2 separate regions of the Homo sapiens genome follow, and region 2 is linked to region 1. The links are chromatin loops, found by intact Hi-C in ENCODE. Cell type or tissue: GM12878. All regions are shown on one strand. Links, peaks and the distances in the headings refer to the core of each region. The heading gives the core; the rest is flanking DNA. Region 1 has its middle 67 kb from the start of LINC02399. Region 2 overlaps LOC105369890 (a long non-coding RNA gene).

The links. Hi-C counts contacts between places; a loop is a spot of excess contacts. Peaks named below come from ENCODE experiments on the same cell type or tissue, not always from the same donor. Only the 100,000 strongest peaks of a DNase experiment are listed, where the experiment ranks them.
Region 2: it touches region 1 in a loop (2.2-fold over the local background); 1 of 110 quality-filtered maps calls a loop at or near these places.

Annotation. Positions count from the first base shown.
Region 1 is chr12:89,876,213-89,884,560 of GRCh38, forward strand. No RefSeq gene overlaps it. Among named protein-coding and RNA genes, the nearest start is that of LINC02399, 67 kb to the right of the region's middle. RefSeq lists enhancers at 4,397-4,526, 4,607-4,676, 7,512-8,348. In GM12878, for the core only: no CTCF peak of the experiment used is centred there; DNase peaks (open chromatin) are centred at 4,689, 5,730, 5,931 and 6,681; H3K4me3 peaks cover 1,136 bases; H3K27ac peaks cover 4,813 bases.
Region 2 is chr12:90,060,732-90,069,079 of GRCh38, forward strand. LOC105369890 (a long non-coding RNA gene) reads left to right here. Exons shown (of 13, transcript XR_001749246.2): 9 at 6,265-6,428; 10 at 8,058-8,111. Among named protein-coding and RNA genes, the nearest start is that of LINC02399, 120 kb to the left of the region's middle. In GM12878, for the core only: a CTCF peak has its summit at 2,371 (motif pointing left); a DNase peak (open chromatin) is centred at 4,647.

The DNA of each region.
Region 1 (8,348 bases), core at 63-8,062:
TTATGCTAATATATTCCTGATAAACTTTGCCAGTTATTTTTCTTTCTAACAAATCAAAAATACATTTTCAATTAAATAATGACTTGAAGATGGGAACTACCAACCCACAGACCTAGGTAGCTGGGGTTTGTCTTTGTTGCTGTTATTCAGAGGCAAAAAGACTTGTTAGGGTGTTTGTTGAGAAGGATGTAACTATGACACTTTTGGCTCAGTCTACCATTACAATTACTAATGAGAGTTTTGGGGCGTGGGGAGCAAGCCTAAGATTGTCCTTAAGTAACAGGACAAGAAGCCTTCAAATGGTGGTGTTGGGGGTCAGAGTTGAGGATATAAAAATAATTCAGCACAAATTATATTTTATGATCTTCCTTGTTGCCTTTCCTTGCCTGAAATTTTGTAAAGATGATATCAGATTTAACTGAACTTTAAGGCAGCCTAAAGGGGGGGAAGATAAATTACATATATGAATGAATATGACCAGCCTTTCCTTCATACTCCCAGAGCTTCTTAAAAAAAAACCATGTGCTTCACTGTAACATATTTCACTTTACAATTGGGCATGTTTACATTTAAAAAATTGTAAATTCAAGAGGGTAGAGCATGGCCTCATTTGTTTTTGCCTCCCATCTATGCCCAGGAGGGGTTTGTTGACTGTGTAGGAGTTAAGGGGGCAGTACCATACCTTTACCTTGGTCATGGTAGAAGTTATAGGATTATGATCACGTTCTCCATATAAAAATACCCACCACATATCTGCAACCCCTCTCTCCTATTCATCAGGCATTGCTTCCCCAACTCCCTTCTCCACATGTATCAGGGCATTTTGCATCCTCGAATGTGTTGTTTCACATGTATTCATCCACATTTGCCATATTTTAGTGGAGCAGACACCAAGATTTAGGGCAAGGGTTGAAACTTACGGCTTGTATAAGATAAACTGTAATAGGACAATTAATATGTTCCAGACAAGATAAAGGAAAATCAGCTTTGCCAAAGATTGATTGATAAAGCAAGTAAGAGAGGAGATCCAGTTAGAGAAACATAGAAACAGAAAAACCCTAAGATATAGAGAAGCAAAGGCAGAAATGGAGACACATTCGTGTGCGTGCATGTGCACATGGACACACACACACTCACACCAGCATTCTATGCCAGAGCTGAATCTTCATGAGCATTTTCCTTAACTTAGCCTCTTCATGTTTACTTTTTACGCTAGCCTTTAAAAATTGAGATATCTGACTTATGCTCTTTTTGCAGGAATGTTTTTAAAGATTATTTATTTAAAAAATAAAGACCTGCAAAACACTGAGAGATCCTCATAGACAGTAATCATATCTGTCACATATAAAGCATGTACTTATATTTATTATTATAAGTGTTATCTATAATAAGTGTTATATATTCTAAGTTTTTTATAAGTTTATAGATCGTGTATGGGAGGAAAACATCTAGAAAGAGTCTGGTCACTTCTATGTCAAATAAGCAACCACCAGCTGCTGGATAAACTGCTTTTTTATTCTTTTAGGCTCCTTCCAACCCCAGCTATTTCCTCTGACCCTTTCTTTTTAAATTTTTTTTTTAAATGACGGAAGTGAGGGTAGGAGGAGGCCAGATCAAAAAAGGAAAAAGTTCTTTTCATGATATAGACTTACAAGTAATACATCTTTTTATAAAACTGTTTATTTAAGGATAAAAGGGCTCATGGACATCTATGAAATGTAAATCTCGCATAAATGAATAAACAATGACATGTGGCTGCTCTGGCCAGGCGTATCATCATATGTAATGGAAAAAGAAATCCTATTGTTTGGAAATAGGTCTTTATATGTGATTTTAAAGATTTAACAAGTACTTATTCATAGGAAGGAAATGTTAGAATTCATTTTAGAAATTTTATTTTAATCAAATTTATAATTGATCACTTTTTGTCATATTAAAACACAAATATTTGATTGGAAAAAAGGAACATGTGACCAAATACACAAACAGCAGTAAATCCTGTAATGCAAACACTAATAAAACTATTACTACATATTTAATCTTTCCTAGGTAATTGCCAAATAATCTTCATTTTAAATGCTTTAAGACTGTCATTCTGTAAATCAGACTCTCTCCAACTCTAATTTGAAGTGATCCTTCTACTGCTATCAAGGAGTAACAGTTTCTAAATGTCCTCTTCAAACATTTGGTGAAGGAGAAGCAAGTTTCTATGTGTGTTACTTAGAAGTGGTAAGAAAACTCAACTGCAGCACTTAGGGAAGCAGAGGCAGGCAGATCACTTGAGGTCAGGAGTTCGAGAACCCGGGAGGCGGAGGTTGCAGTGAGTAGAGATCGCACCACTGCACTCCAGCCTACGCGACAGAGCAAGACTCTGTCTCAGAAAAAGAAAAGAAAAGAAAACTCAACTGGAATGGATTGAAATATAACTTATAATTGATTATGGTTTTTAAAGTGAATGAAAATAAGTCAAATTAGGGATTTTCCTAAGAGTTACAAAGCAATTACTGATATTAGGATATAACCTTGGAAGTCAGTCCAGTTTCAACTTGACTCTCTCTCACTGCATCATCTTTATTACTGATCAGTTAATAGTTAATTCACATTAATAATCCTGGGAAGGAAGCACTGAAGTGTCTTCCACCCTCACACACTTACACACACACTCACACTTACTGAAAGTCATTGGTTCAAATATATACAGTGCAGTACTCTTCAATTTAAGGTCCAGAAGTTGTTAAGTTTGAAAAGTACTGCACTATTCTAAGACTATAAAAGAGTGTTAAAAGGAAAAACAGTGGCTTTTGTAATTAGAAAGGCTTTATGAACAAGGATATTTAAATAAAAAATTCCGGATATATGTAAATGTACCAGGACATGCCCTCTACAAGCATTGAGGTTTTTCTGGTTTCAATTCAAACTTCTGATTTACAAAGTAAGATATAAGCAGAAGTAGTAGCAGTATCAAGAGCTGTCACTTTTGGGGGGCTTACTACTTAATCTTCCTTGTACAAATTCCATGTAATTTTCACATTATGCCTGTGAATTTAGGGTTATTAATCTGATTTTATAGATAGAGTCATGAATCCAAAAAGGAGCAGAGCCGAATTTGAACTAAGCTCTACTTCACTCAAAGTCAGTGTTTGGTTTCAGAATTGTGTCTCTAAAACAGCACAGGCAGTTATGCCCTATTTACTGGAATATTTGTGTTTTAGCCAAGTTTGCTATAAAGTACACTTTTTTCTGAAAGCAGAACTCCATTTTGCCAATGGTTTATATTATACAATCTGAGACTGTTTACCAGTATACAAGTTTTATAAGGGCTGGGACATGTGTGTTTTTTTCATTGCAGACACAGTACCTGGCAGATAGGGGGTATTTAATAAATACCCATTGACTGAATTAAGTGGGGTAAAAATTATCTTGTAGATAATAGAAGCATGCTTAAGGGTTCAGAAAAAACTTAGCATGCATTTTAGGTTAAAGAGAAAATTTCTAATGAAAGCAATATTACTCAAATATGGTTACATGTTCAAAATATTAGTAAAATTTGACCGATTCTCCAAATTCTAGGAGATACAGTGAATTTTTGACCAGTTTTAAGTTCTGTTACATTAATTTTGACTCAATGTTATATACTCATGCTACATGCAGTTTGGTAATAATTTATTCATATCCATGTTAAGTACTCATATTTTTCCAAACATGAACTTCTCTATTTTTTTTATTTCTTATTCTAGCAGACATAAGAAAAAAAAATGAAAGGGAATAAAAGCAGAACACAGGGTGTGTGACAATCACTTCTTTTGTTCACACTAGTGAGAGAATCTTTCTATTCCTTAAAGTTAATCAAGCAGCAAGTATTTATTAAACACCCAAAGAGTGAAGTACACAAGGCTATTGAATAGCAGTAATCTTTAGGATTATCTTGTGTCAGCGCTTATTTTCCATGTTACTCATAAACGGAGAAATGTATTTATGATGGCTTTCCAAAGAGTTGATTAAAATGCTTAACACGATTCACCTTTTATTTAAAGATAAAATAATTGAATGGGGAATTCATGAAGAGCTCTTCTCAAATTTATATTATATAAGTGATGAGTATGCTGATTTTTACTCTCAGAACGAAAATAAATAAGAAATTATTAAAGAATCCCTTCCTTTAAAAATCAGATTACTATGTAAATTTTATATCATTTGTTTATGTGGTCAGAAATTTTGGGGAAATCCTTCAAACTATTTATCTGTAGCACAAACTAGAATCTGTCTTTTGCAGATTCTTATTGTGCACTAACTTATTAAAAGATTTGGGAAAATCCACTGTAAGGAAACTTGTTTATCTTTGTTGACCACAGTTTTCAATCTTGGTTGATGATGAGGTCTCCTGTCACCCAACACCTATGAACGTATTTGGGAGTGGGATACTCTGGCTGTACTCAGAAGAGCCATGGGGGTGGAGTTCCCTAGAGTCTTGGGGACAAATCCTCACAGGATGTCCTGCTAGGAACATGACCAGCAGAGTCATGGGAGTGGGGAATCTTATTGTTGAAGATCTCTGAGATCTTAAAACGGTAGAGCCTCCAGAATGCTGTTTCAGCCTGGCAGAGCTGAAGGCATTTGACTCAAACATATGCGAGCTATTGCATAGGCTGCACTCGGAAGAGCCATGGGGGTGGAGTCCCCTAGAGTCTTGGGGACACAAGCCTCACAGGATGTGGTCAAAGAAGGTTGTTTTCAGGCCTCAAGATTTAATGTTATTTGCCTGTTGGGTGTTAGACTTACTTGGGACCTATTACCCGTTTCTTCTTTCTTACTTCTCCCTTCAGAGATGGAAATAATATCTGTTTTGTACCTGTCCTACCATTATATTTTGGAATCATAGAACTTGTTTGATTTCATAGGTTCACAGCTTGAGAACAATTTATCTCAGGATGAGTCATACCTTGAATCTCACCTATATATGATTTAGGTGATATTTAGATTAGATGTTAGACTTAGACTTAAAGTTTATGCTGGAATGAGTTAAGACTTTTGGGGCTATTAGGATAGAATGAATTTATTTTTTATGTGAGAATAACATGAATTTTGGGGGATGAGGGGCAGCATGCTATAGTTTGAGTATTTGTGTCACCTCCAAAATTCAGTTTGAAAGTTAATCTCCAATGCAACAATCTTAAGGGGTGAGGCCATTAGTAGGTGATTAGGTCATGAGGGCTCTGCCACGTGAGAACAGGGTTCAAAGTGCCATTTTGGAAGCAGAGACCAGGCCCTCACCAGACACTGAACCTGTCAGTGCCTTGATTTTAGACTTTCCAGGCTGTGGGTCCATGAAAAAAAATTATGTTCCTTATAGATTACCCAATATCAGACATTTTGTTATGGCAGCACCAACAGACTAAGAGAGAAATGAAGTCAGGAAAAACCACTGACATATTAGAACATGGCAGAGGGAAGGACCGGCAAGTTATCGTAAGCACCTTAGAATTTGCCATTTAAAGAGATGGTAGATGTCCACCATCCTGCCCTTGTGCAGTGGGGATATAGGATGCAAAGGAGGATGAACCTCAGCTCCCTACTCATTTAGACTTGCTCATCTGATAAATAGGAGACTACTTCACTTAATGGCTTTCTTCTTCTGGAATGCTGCTGGAGTCAAACAAGAGTGATCAGCACATATTTTTTGACAATTCTTTTTCCACCATGCCCTAGATGAGTATCCCACTCCCAAATATGTTCATAGGTGTTGGGTGAAAGGAGGTTCCATCATCAACCAAGACTGAAAACAGTGGTCAACAAAGATAAACAAGTTTCCTTCCAGTGGATTTTCCCAGATCTTTTAATAAGTTAGTGCACAATAAGAATTTGCAAGAGAGATAAAGTTTGAAGCATTTCCTCAAAATTTCTGACCACAGTCTCTGTATAAGTCAGGGTTCTGTCTGTTTTTAAGTAACAGAAATCCAGCTCTGACAGGCAAAGGCCATAAAGAGAGCTTAGTGGCTCATAGAACTAAGAAGCCCAGGCATGGTTGAATTCTGAGGCCTCAAATGATGTCACCAGGGCCTGTCTCCCTCAGTCTCTTGGGCTCAGCTTTCCTCTGAGTTAGTTTCATTCTCACACAATCTTTCCTTATGTGTTGATCCTTGGCAGCTCCAGGCTTACATCATTTTTAAATCTACAAATTCCACTTGGGAAAAATACCTACTAGAGAATGGAACTTTTCTGAAGTGAATCATTTTTGAATTTAGAGATATTTAAATTGATTGGCTTCCCAATTCCCTGACATTCACCCTACTCCAAGTTAGTGCTTTATAATTTACACAATGTGTTTTTTTTTTATTACTTCCGAAGTCATAACCCAAAGTGGGTACCTTGGGTTAATGAAATAGGTTATGGATACATTGAGGTGAACATATAATTTTACAAACTCTATAGTATAGTACTTAAAATAAACCCTTAAAATATCTTAAGCTATTACTCTATAACCACTGACTATGAACCAATTTCTATTGAATTTTGTTAGAAAACTCCAGAAAATATATACCTATTTGAAAATTTTTAGTAGTTTTCAACTTATTGAAAATTTATGAGTAGACTCCAAATATATTTCATTGAATCACAGGATTCTTCATTAGTTTCTCAAATTGGTACTAAATCATCAGCATCACAACACTGGAAGGAACTGGTGAGTAGTCAATATGAAAGAGGTTTCACTTTAATTGGCCAACTAGTAGTTATTTTCATTTTGAAATGTATAATGATAATGACTTTATTTTTACATATGGGTTATTTTGGGGGATTTTGAATTTTTCAACCTAAGGAAATTGTTCTGTCAAGTTACAAATTGAATTCCCCAGTGAATGCTCATTTCTCTTCCTATGTATTTATTGTGTCCTTCTGGCCAGCTAGGAAAAGAACCATAATGAAAGCAAAATCATTTGGGAGTTTTATAGCTGGAATCTCCAACACTTTTGTCAGTATATCTTATGATACTACTTGGTAGTCACTGATGACAATTTCTTGAGAGATTTCAAGGTTCTTCAGCAGTTTCTAAATTATTAAAAGGAGGTCATCTATGCCTAACAATAAAACAACTAAATATTATTTATTTCATTGCTTCTAAAACTTGTTATTCACATAAAACATGTATGTATACTTCGGATTACTTGATTAAGCAGAACAGTCTGCAAGACAATAGAGTTCGCAATGAATTTCTTTGTGTCAAGCCTTTTGAATAAAATGCGTAAACTTTCTTCCACATTAAAGACCCTTTTAGGTAAGAGTGAACATTAATTGCCAAGGCTCTATTCAGATAATCTCATTGAATCTTCAGAATGACTTTATGAAAGGGGTAGCATTTTTTTAACCCCAGTTTTACACAGGAGGAAATTGAGACATAAAGAAGTCAAGTAACTAACATTACACAGTTTGTACATGGCATAGTTGGCTAGGCAGTCCAACTCCAGACCACTGATATTAAACACTGTTAATATAATGATTGTGTGTTTTACCTTTGAGCAGATCACTTGACAATATTACTTAAGGCACAACAATCATGGAAACTTTCAGATTTGCCTCAAAGGTAGGAGAACCCTACACACACATACACACACACGCACGCACACACACACGCACGCACACACACACACACACACAAAGGATTGCCTGATGGTTTACCACATTTTGGTTACTGCATGCCTTTTATTTTCTTGACTTGGGTTAAAAAGACTTTAACAAAGCTCTTATAAATAAGATACCAAGTAAACAAAAATCTCATATTTGTACTGTTACTCTAATAAGCTTAATAACAATAATCTACAAACATCTGCAATCATAAAATAAAAACTTCATTACCATTTCAATGCAGTCACTACAAATCCTCAGGTTAGCCAGTACACCAGCTGTGTCCTGGTGCTTCACAACACAAAACAGCAATTCATTCCAAATTACCACTCTCTGTTAGTGACTCTTGCTCACTGGCTCCCATCCCAAATACTCCTGCTGTTCAGGTCCATTGTTTCCCCTCACTGGAAGCCTTTTATTTCCTGGGAAAGATTAAAGGATTGTCTCTATGAAAAACTAGGCTAATCTTCTAACTTTTGATTTCCCACTATTTGTCCTCCAACATATTGGATGTACTCAGCTTTTCTTTTCCTCCATCCAGTGGCATTTAATATACTTTTCTGGAAAGTGTTTAGAATTCTTCACCCAAAGAATAAAATTGAAGGAGTTAACAAAGCTTATGCTAGTTTCTGGCTTTGTAAAATAAACTAGTCCAAGATTCAGATAATGAGCTTTGATCTCCCTATAGGAGCTTTGAGTTGAGAAAACTCCCTTTCCATCATTCCTGCCGT
Region 2 (8,348 bases), core at 97-8,096, 180 kb after region 1:
GCCTCCTGGGTTCAAGCAATTCTTGTGTCTCAGCCTCCGAGTAGCTGGGACTACAGGCATGCACCACCATGCCTGGCTAATTTTTGTATTTTTAGTAGAGATGGAGTTTCACCATGTTGGCCAGGCTGGTCTCAAACTCCTGAGCTCAAGTGATCTGCCTGGCTTGGCCTCCCAAAATGCTGGGATTACAGGCGTAAGCCACCGTACTCGCCAACGGTCTCTTTACATTAAAAGAATTTAGTCAGTCTAAAACTTCACATGGTATATTCTGTAGTGAGGAAACCGCATAGAAGGAAGAATGTCTATAGCAGCTTCAATAAGATGGAATTGATTAAGTTATATAAGATTTGAAACAACAATGAGGAAAGTTGTAAGACTGAGAGGAAAGTTGTAAGACTTGTTTAGATGGCTCAAGTTAGGGATAATTTCAGTGCAAAACACTAAAACTATGCCATCAAGGAGACCAATATTGGTGGCAGGTGATAAGGAGGCAGTAGATAGAATAATGGATTTGTGCCTGGAGAATTAAGTTTCTATGAAGCTGCAGCTTATGTTAATAACAGGGCAATGTTTAGATTACACGTTGGCAATTAACCCTAAAATTTGGGTTGTTAAAATGCTGCAGCTTTTACTTTTCTTTGACTGGGGCCTTCCCACATCCAATTGCTACCTTGTTACCTAACATAGTGCCTTACATAAGTGATTATTACATATCTGTTAATGACAATGAATTTTTAAGAATATTTTAGGAAATGATGGCCATAACGTGGCTTTGGATAGGGGCTAAATAATAGAGGCATCATATATCTTACTGAGTTCTGTGGTAAACTTAAATAAAGCAGCACCAGAGCTTTGATTGTATCACTTAAGAGTATGTTCACAGATCACGGGTTCTCTCTCTCTCTCTTTCTCTCTTAAACACAATCGAGAAATGCCTGCAGCTCTGGCAAAAAGACATAAGCCAAATGTAGATCAAAGAAACATCTAAGTATTGTATTTTCTTAGCCACTGGTACGAAATAGGGTATGATAATAGAGAGCAGTTTTATGGCTTACAGAAATAGAAAACTATTTTATATTTATTTTGGTCTCCATTCAAAGGCAATATTTTTAGATATTTCTATACCACCAAAGGACTTCTATCTCAACAACAGTGAATGGTAATGCACTTAAACAACAGGGTTCAAATTATTATAATAAAGTAAACCAGATTCATCTTGGCTATAAAAGTTAAAGACATAAAAATAGACTGGTATTAATGTGTGACTCACCCTCAGGAGGGCATATGCTTTTCCAGTAGCAGTGATAGGTCTGACCAGATCCATTTCTACTCTCTTGCCCAGCAATAGTCCCTGGTGGCATTTGTGTTTACTGGGACTTTGCGACAGGCAGTGTTTGACTGCTTTACGGGAAGTACAAGGGTAGGAAAGAAGTTATAAAACCTATTTCTACAGGTATGGAGTGAACAATGAGATTATTATAATGGAGAAGAATCTTAAATGTAAATGTTATCTTTATTAAAATACAGGGAAGTTGAGTGACCATTACGAAGATAGCAATTCTGTAAAGTAATATATAATTGTGATTGAAGAACTTTGGAAACCAAATAAATGACTTGTCTGATAGCCACATATTATTGGTTGCAAAATATTAGTTAAGTGGGCTGGGCGCAGTGGCTCACACCTGTAATCCCAACACTTTGCAATGCCAAGGCGGACGGATCACTTGAGGTCAGGAGTTCAAGACCAGCTTGGCCAACATGGTGAAACCCTGTCTCTACTAATAAATTAGCCAGGCATGGTGGTGTGCACCTGTAATCCTAGCTCCTTGGGAGGCTGAGGCACGAGAATCGCTTGAACCCAGAAGGCAGAGGTTGCAATGAGCTGAGATCATGCCACTGCACTCCAGCCTGGGCAAAAGAGTGATACTCTGTCTCAAAAAAACAAAAAACAAAAAAAACAAACAAAACAGTAACAACAAAAAACCCAAACAGAAATGTATTATTCACAGTTCTGGAGGCTGGGAAATCCAGGATCAAGGGACTGGCAGTTTCCATGGCTGGTGAAGGCTCACTTCTTGGTTCATAAAGAGCCATGTCCTAACACAGTGGAAAGGGTGAGAGATTTCTCTGAGATCTCTTTCATAAAGTGACTAATTGCATTTATGAGAGTGCCACCCTCATGACATAATCACTTCCCAAAGGTCCTGTCTCCTGATATTCTCATATTCAGGGTTCGAATTTCAACATACAAGTTTAGGGGAGGGGAACACAAACATGCAACTGTATGTCCATTGAAGAATATGAGCCGAGGTGACGTGTTTCCCCTGTTCATCAGTGAACCTTCTCCACCTTCTCTTTCGCCATCTATTGGCTGGAAGTAAAAGATTCCCAGGCCCCAGAAGATGGTGTGGCTATGGGATGGGAGGAGCCTGGGAACCTGAATCACTCCCTGGAAGGCTATCCTTCTAACACCTGCGTTGAAATATTGTATGAACAAGGACATATTTCTATCATGTTAAACCACTAAAACTTTCTGAACTGTTTATTAGAGTAGTCATTATTATATCAAGAGAGTGTATGTTCAAATTTTAAGTAAATTTTAACACGCAAATAAAAGGACCTTTACCTCTTTAAACCAAACCTTTTTGAAAATCCTCAAAATCAAGTATTCTTGATAGAAGTTCAAGTATTGATAGATATCAAGTATTCTTGATAATAAGCACAATTTCGGTGTAATTTATACTTCACTTATTTGGTAGGCACTTATCTTAGTTCTGATTTTCCCATGTGAAGAATCTTTATGCTTCAACTGTGGGAATATTAGAATGAAATGTTCAGATGTCTTTTCACTGTGAACTTTTCTTCCTTTTTTAGAATTGTGAAGTATACAGGCTAACGGCCCTGGAAAAGGCACCTTTGAAATAGACTAAAGATGATGATTGGATTATCAAGATTTGAATAATGTTTTCTAATGTGCTTTTATACTCCTTAGCGGAAAAACCTGAATGAGAAACAAAATTGTTTGTGGCCTGGCTAGTGAGGCAGGGGCCCCTTTGAAATGTGAATTTATCCTTTCAAACATGAGGATCTATTTATCCAGTAATCTATTTTTAGGGTCAATATTTTTTACTTCACACATTATAAAATAATAGATGCTTAGTAAAATCATGAGAACAAATGTTTCTGTCTGATAAATCAGAGGTACCGTTTATATTTACATTTTGCTGAGTCTTTTTCTCTGTATTAAAGTGTGTTTACTTCTCCGGTTTGTTTTAATTCTGTTTATTTTAAATTTTAATAATCTCATGCTAATATTGTAACAATGCAAACAATAAAGAAGTATATGTAATACAAAGAAAAACTCTCTCTTCACTTTGCCCAGCCCCACTACTCTGTATAGAATAAACCCTTTTCCTTACTTAAAGTGTGACCTTCCAGATGTGTCCTTTTGCATTTAGGCATTTATATATATTTGTCCATGCAGATAATTTCAAATGTAATTTATATATGATATATAGATAGGATATATAAATGGATGTATATGTGTAGGTGTATATGTCCATATATATGATATATGCAAATACATGTTATGTTTTTGTACTTAACATTATATTTAGAGGGCTTTTCTGTGTAATGAAACACATTTAATAAAAATATAGTTCTTCACACAGCCATTTTGTAATTCATTAAATTATGACATATTAATAGGACAATTTCTTTAAATATTTTAAAATTTAACATTGCTATGGACATGCATCTTTGATTATCTTTTTCAAACAAATTTCTGAATTAAAATAGGTAGGTCAAATAATATAAACTGTTTCATGACTATTGATGTAAATGTTTTCCTCTATTTTAATAAACGTATCTCCCAAATAAATACCTGTATCTTTAATATTTCTTGATTTTACAAATCTGGAAATCAGAACAGAGAAAAAAATTCCTTTTTATCTTTCAGTCTGGGAATCTATCTACCGGAAAGCAACATGAGCCAGAAATGTCACAGTCATTGGCTCTCAACTTTTTCTGCATATTGGAATCCTCAAGGGATTATTAACTAATAATGCTGGCTCCCACCCTTCAGATATTCTGATTTAATTGGGATGGGTGCAACCCGGACACTGGGATTTTAAAAAGCTCCCCGGGTAATTCTAATTTGCAGCAAAGTTTGGAAACCACCCTCATAGAGCATTCAACCATTGGAAGATACCCAGACACATGTGGCCAAGAGGTCAAATGAAGGTCACTGGACAGATTTCTATGCTTGTTATTTAGAATAAGAACTATTTCTTCTGGTAGTGAAAACATTGCTGATAGATACACTGCTGATAGTATTCAAAACTACTCATCACCTTGACTCTCAAAATAAATCCAACTAGAAAAATAGGATTGACCTAACCTAATACTGTAATACTCTAAAGCACTAGATTGTAAAAGCATCTTCCCCAGCGACTGCTGGAGAGTTTGGAAAAAAGCCTCCCCTTTTTGCAAATTGATTTTTGTCTTGGCTGTAGTGTTTGCTTGTTTAAGCATTAATGACTTGATTTGGAAAGAAATAGCTTCCTGTATGGCCCAGATTAAGAAAAGCCATCTTTATTCTGCCAGAAATTGTGTACAAATGCTAGCATGTAAACAGTGCAACCTGTGACATTTTTTTTTACACTCAAACAGGCAAGGTGACACACATGGCTTAAGGGCTAAAAGAAACATGAGAGCTGTAACGCAGTTACAATCGGAAGTGCTAAATTTCCCTTGGGACCATAAGGAAAGCTTCCTGCTCTTTGTAGATTGGCCTATTATTGGAATACATTTGCCCACAGTTAATCCTCAAAGTAATTAAATGGAAGGAAGTGATTAAATCACCAAGAAAAAAGTGACTGCTGCATCTGAAGCATTCAGACAGATTGTTGGTTAGTCATGAACATTAGTTAAGGAAGCATCTGCCAATTAACCTGGGCTACTAAATATGTGTGTGTGTGTATGTGTAAGCAAATAGTATTGAAATATGAACTAAATCTCTAGTCTGACTAAGAACAGGAATTTTAAAAGTCACAGATACTTTGGTAGAATTATGGTAAACATATATTGTACATAGTCCTTAGCCAATTTAGTAAAGCAGTATTATATTTTCTCCCCAATGACTTATAAATGGAAAAAATTATTTAATTGAACTGAACTGAAAGTAGAACAGACAAATACTAACATGTCTTTGGTAAATGTTAGTTTTATCATGCCACTTCCATTTTTAGTGGATTCAGGAAACCTGGTTGTTAATCTTACTGTTTTCTTATTACTCAATTTTGGGCAAGTTACTTGACCTTTTAGAGTTTCCACAAAATAAAGGGATGGGGCTGCAGGATTTTTAGGTTTCTTCTAGCTCTGAAAAGCTATTGGTCTAAGAAAAAATAGAAAAACACAACCAGAAATCACATGTGAAATTATTAAAATTCAAGATATTATCAAAATAAATATGAGTGGAAAATAAAAGATACATAATGGAATATGTTACATACATATCTGTAACAATCACAAAATGAGATTCCTTGTTCTTCAAGAACTTTGTGTTATGAACAGGAATCCAAAGCAGTATCAATGAGAGTCATCTAAAGATATCCATTTTTCTATGCCTCTCTGCATTTCTCAATGATTTTGTGCATTGAAAATGCATTACATTTTCATGATTACATGCATTTAGATGAAGTAGTTCTAAACAGTTACCAAAAATTGTCCTTTTAAAGTAACGGTCTGTACTTATAAAATAACTTTAAGACAGATGCACAAAATTAGATAATGAGTCTTGTCTTGGTGGCAACAAGAAAATAAAGTGTCTGCTCTTTGGAGATGGAGTGCATTAGCTTTTTTAGGCCATCTGTGCATTGTTAGGAACTTCTCTCTTTTAATACTCTGAAAAAAATTAGAATGGTTCTCTCATTGCAAAATGATCTGATTGTCCTATCCTGGCTCGGTTATTTTGGCCTAATTAATCATCAGGGTAGATTGTTGCATACTTGATTTGGTCATGGTGATTGAGGATATGTGGGTGGGCAGAATTATTCAATTGACTAGAATACTGTTAACTTTTTATGCATCTATTTAATTTTAACAAACATTAACTGAGCTCCCGCTATCAATATTATATACCATGGACACAAAATTATGTAACCTCAAATGCTTCTTTTTTAGTAACTCATGGTAAAGAGTTAAGTTGAGGGACAAAAATAATTTTATAAACTATAACAATAATGTTATTCTATATTCTACTAGGATTAAAATCAAATTGTTTTGGGACAGCAGAGGATGAAGAAACTCATTTTGACTGAAGTTATTGGATGAGACATGGCTGTGGACAACTTCAGAGAAGATATATTTAAGCAGAACCTTAAACTTATGTCAGAATTTTTAATCACCAGAGATCAGCAAAGCCAAAGGTGTGATGTGAAAGGACATGGGATGTCTGGGAAGCAGGGAACAGCTCAGAGGTCTGGATCATAGACAGGATTGATGGACATGATAAATAATGGAGTAGAGTGACACAGAAAAGGGTGTTGGAGCCAGACCTTGAAGGACCTTGACTTTGTTGCTAGAGGAAATTGTTGAAAAGGGTCAAAGTGAGAGTGTATGTTGGCCACTATTAGCTGCCCTAAGTGGTACATGAAAGAAATGAGATTAGGCAAGAATAGGCTGATATTAAAGCAAAGTTAGAAGGAAATGGGAAGAAACCAGAGGTCTTATGAGGGTTAGCAAAGTTGAGTGCTTTCATATCTCAAATAGTGAGAGAGAAAACTGAGAAAGAGTTTGGGCATCAGAGGTCCAATAAGGCTTTTCATTCAAAGAAAAGCCTCAGCCTTATGCTAACATTCCACTTAGAGAAATTTTTGTTTCAGATAAGCTAAAGATACCTGCCATTAATGTATGAAAGAGAATAACAAGAAAGTGAGATAACAAAGAAATACACAGATGCGAAGAAATATGTAGGCTGTAGACTTATATGGAGGAAAGAATTGTTAGGCTACTACTATTTGGAAGGGACTGAAAGCAAATAGATCAGAAGCTTACTAAGTTTTTATGTGAATTGTGCTGCTAAAAATTCTTGAGATTAAAGTAAAAAATAAAAGACTTTGATTTTTTCAAACCTGAATACAAACTATGGGTTCAATGTTTGCCCTAGCAGGAAGTTCCTACAAAGGCTAACATTGTCAAAGAAGGCATATTCCCAAAAGCCTATCTTATATGTAGCCGTGGAGGATAATGGACAAGGAAGAATATTCCAGAGACAGTGGATCTAGGGCCAGTGTAAAACAATGGACAAGAGAGTTCTTCTCAGAGAATAAAATCAGTCTAATCTAGGATGTTTCCTTACTCCAGGGCAAAGGGCTTTCCTGCCCACCCAGCAGAATTTCAGAATTGCTAGGAACTGGTGACTGCTGTATGTTTTTCACTCTTTCCTTTTTCAAATATAATTTTTTTTTTTTTTTGAGAGGGAGTCTTCCTCTGTTGTCCAGGCTGGAGTGCAGTGGCAGGATCTCTGCTCACTGCAACCTCCGCCTCCCGGGTTCACACCATTCTCCCTGCCTCAGCTTCCCGAGTAGCTGGGACTACAGGCACCCGCCACCATGCCCAGCTAATTTTTTGTATTTTTAGTAGAGACAGGGATTCACCATGTTAGCCAGGTTGGTCTCGATCTCCTGATCTTGTGATCCGCCCGCCTCGGCCTCCCAAAGTGCTAGGATTACAGGCGTGAGCCGCCGCGTCTGGCCCCAAATGTGAATTTTTATTGCAACTATCCTTTCCCTGTTCCATCATTCGGAGATTTTTTTTTAGAATATAAATTGCTGGTCCATAAAAACCTCTCTCAGACCTAAGGGAAGATACTGCATCTGGGCCAGGGATCTTGAACTTTGAGCTGATTAAAATGATTGGATGAATTGCTAGGTTGTCTTCTCTGGGGAGGCAGTTAATGTTTGAAATAAAGAGTGAAATACTCACTTGATGACAAAGGGTAGATAATTGCAGAGACTGCTATATGTTCACTAAAACGAGTCCTCTTTTCTTCCTAGGCATATAGACTATTTCTCAGATGCACTTGTCAAGATGAGAGAATGTGGGCAGAGGTATGGCATTTCACTCCTGATCCTTAACAAATTTTCATGTAATCTTCTACTTCCTCTCTCATATATTGCCTGCCTCCCATTAAGTATCTCCCATTTTCTGGTTGAATGGAAGGGACTCTGAGGACTTAGAGAAGATAGAGACACCAAATGGTAAACCCTGGGTTCCTAAACGATGGAATGCAGCAATCTTGAGAAGCCAGTCAGCAGCTGATTAGACTTAAAAGGGAAAGAAAGAAA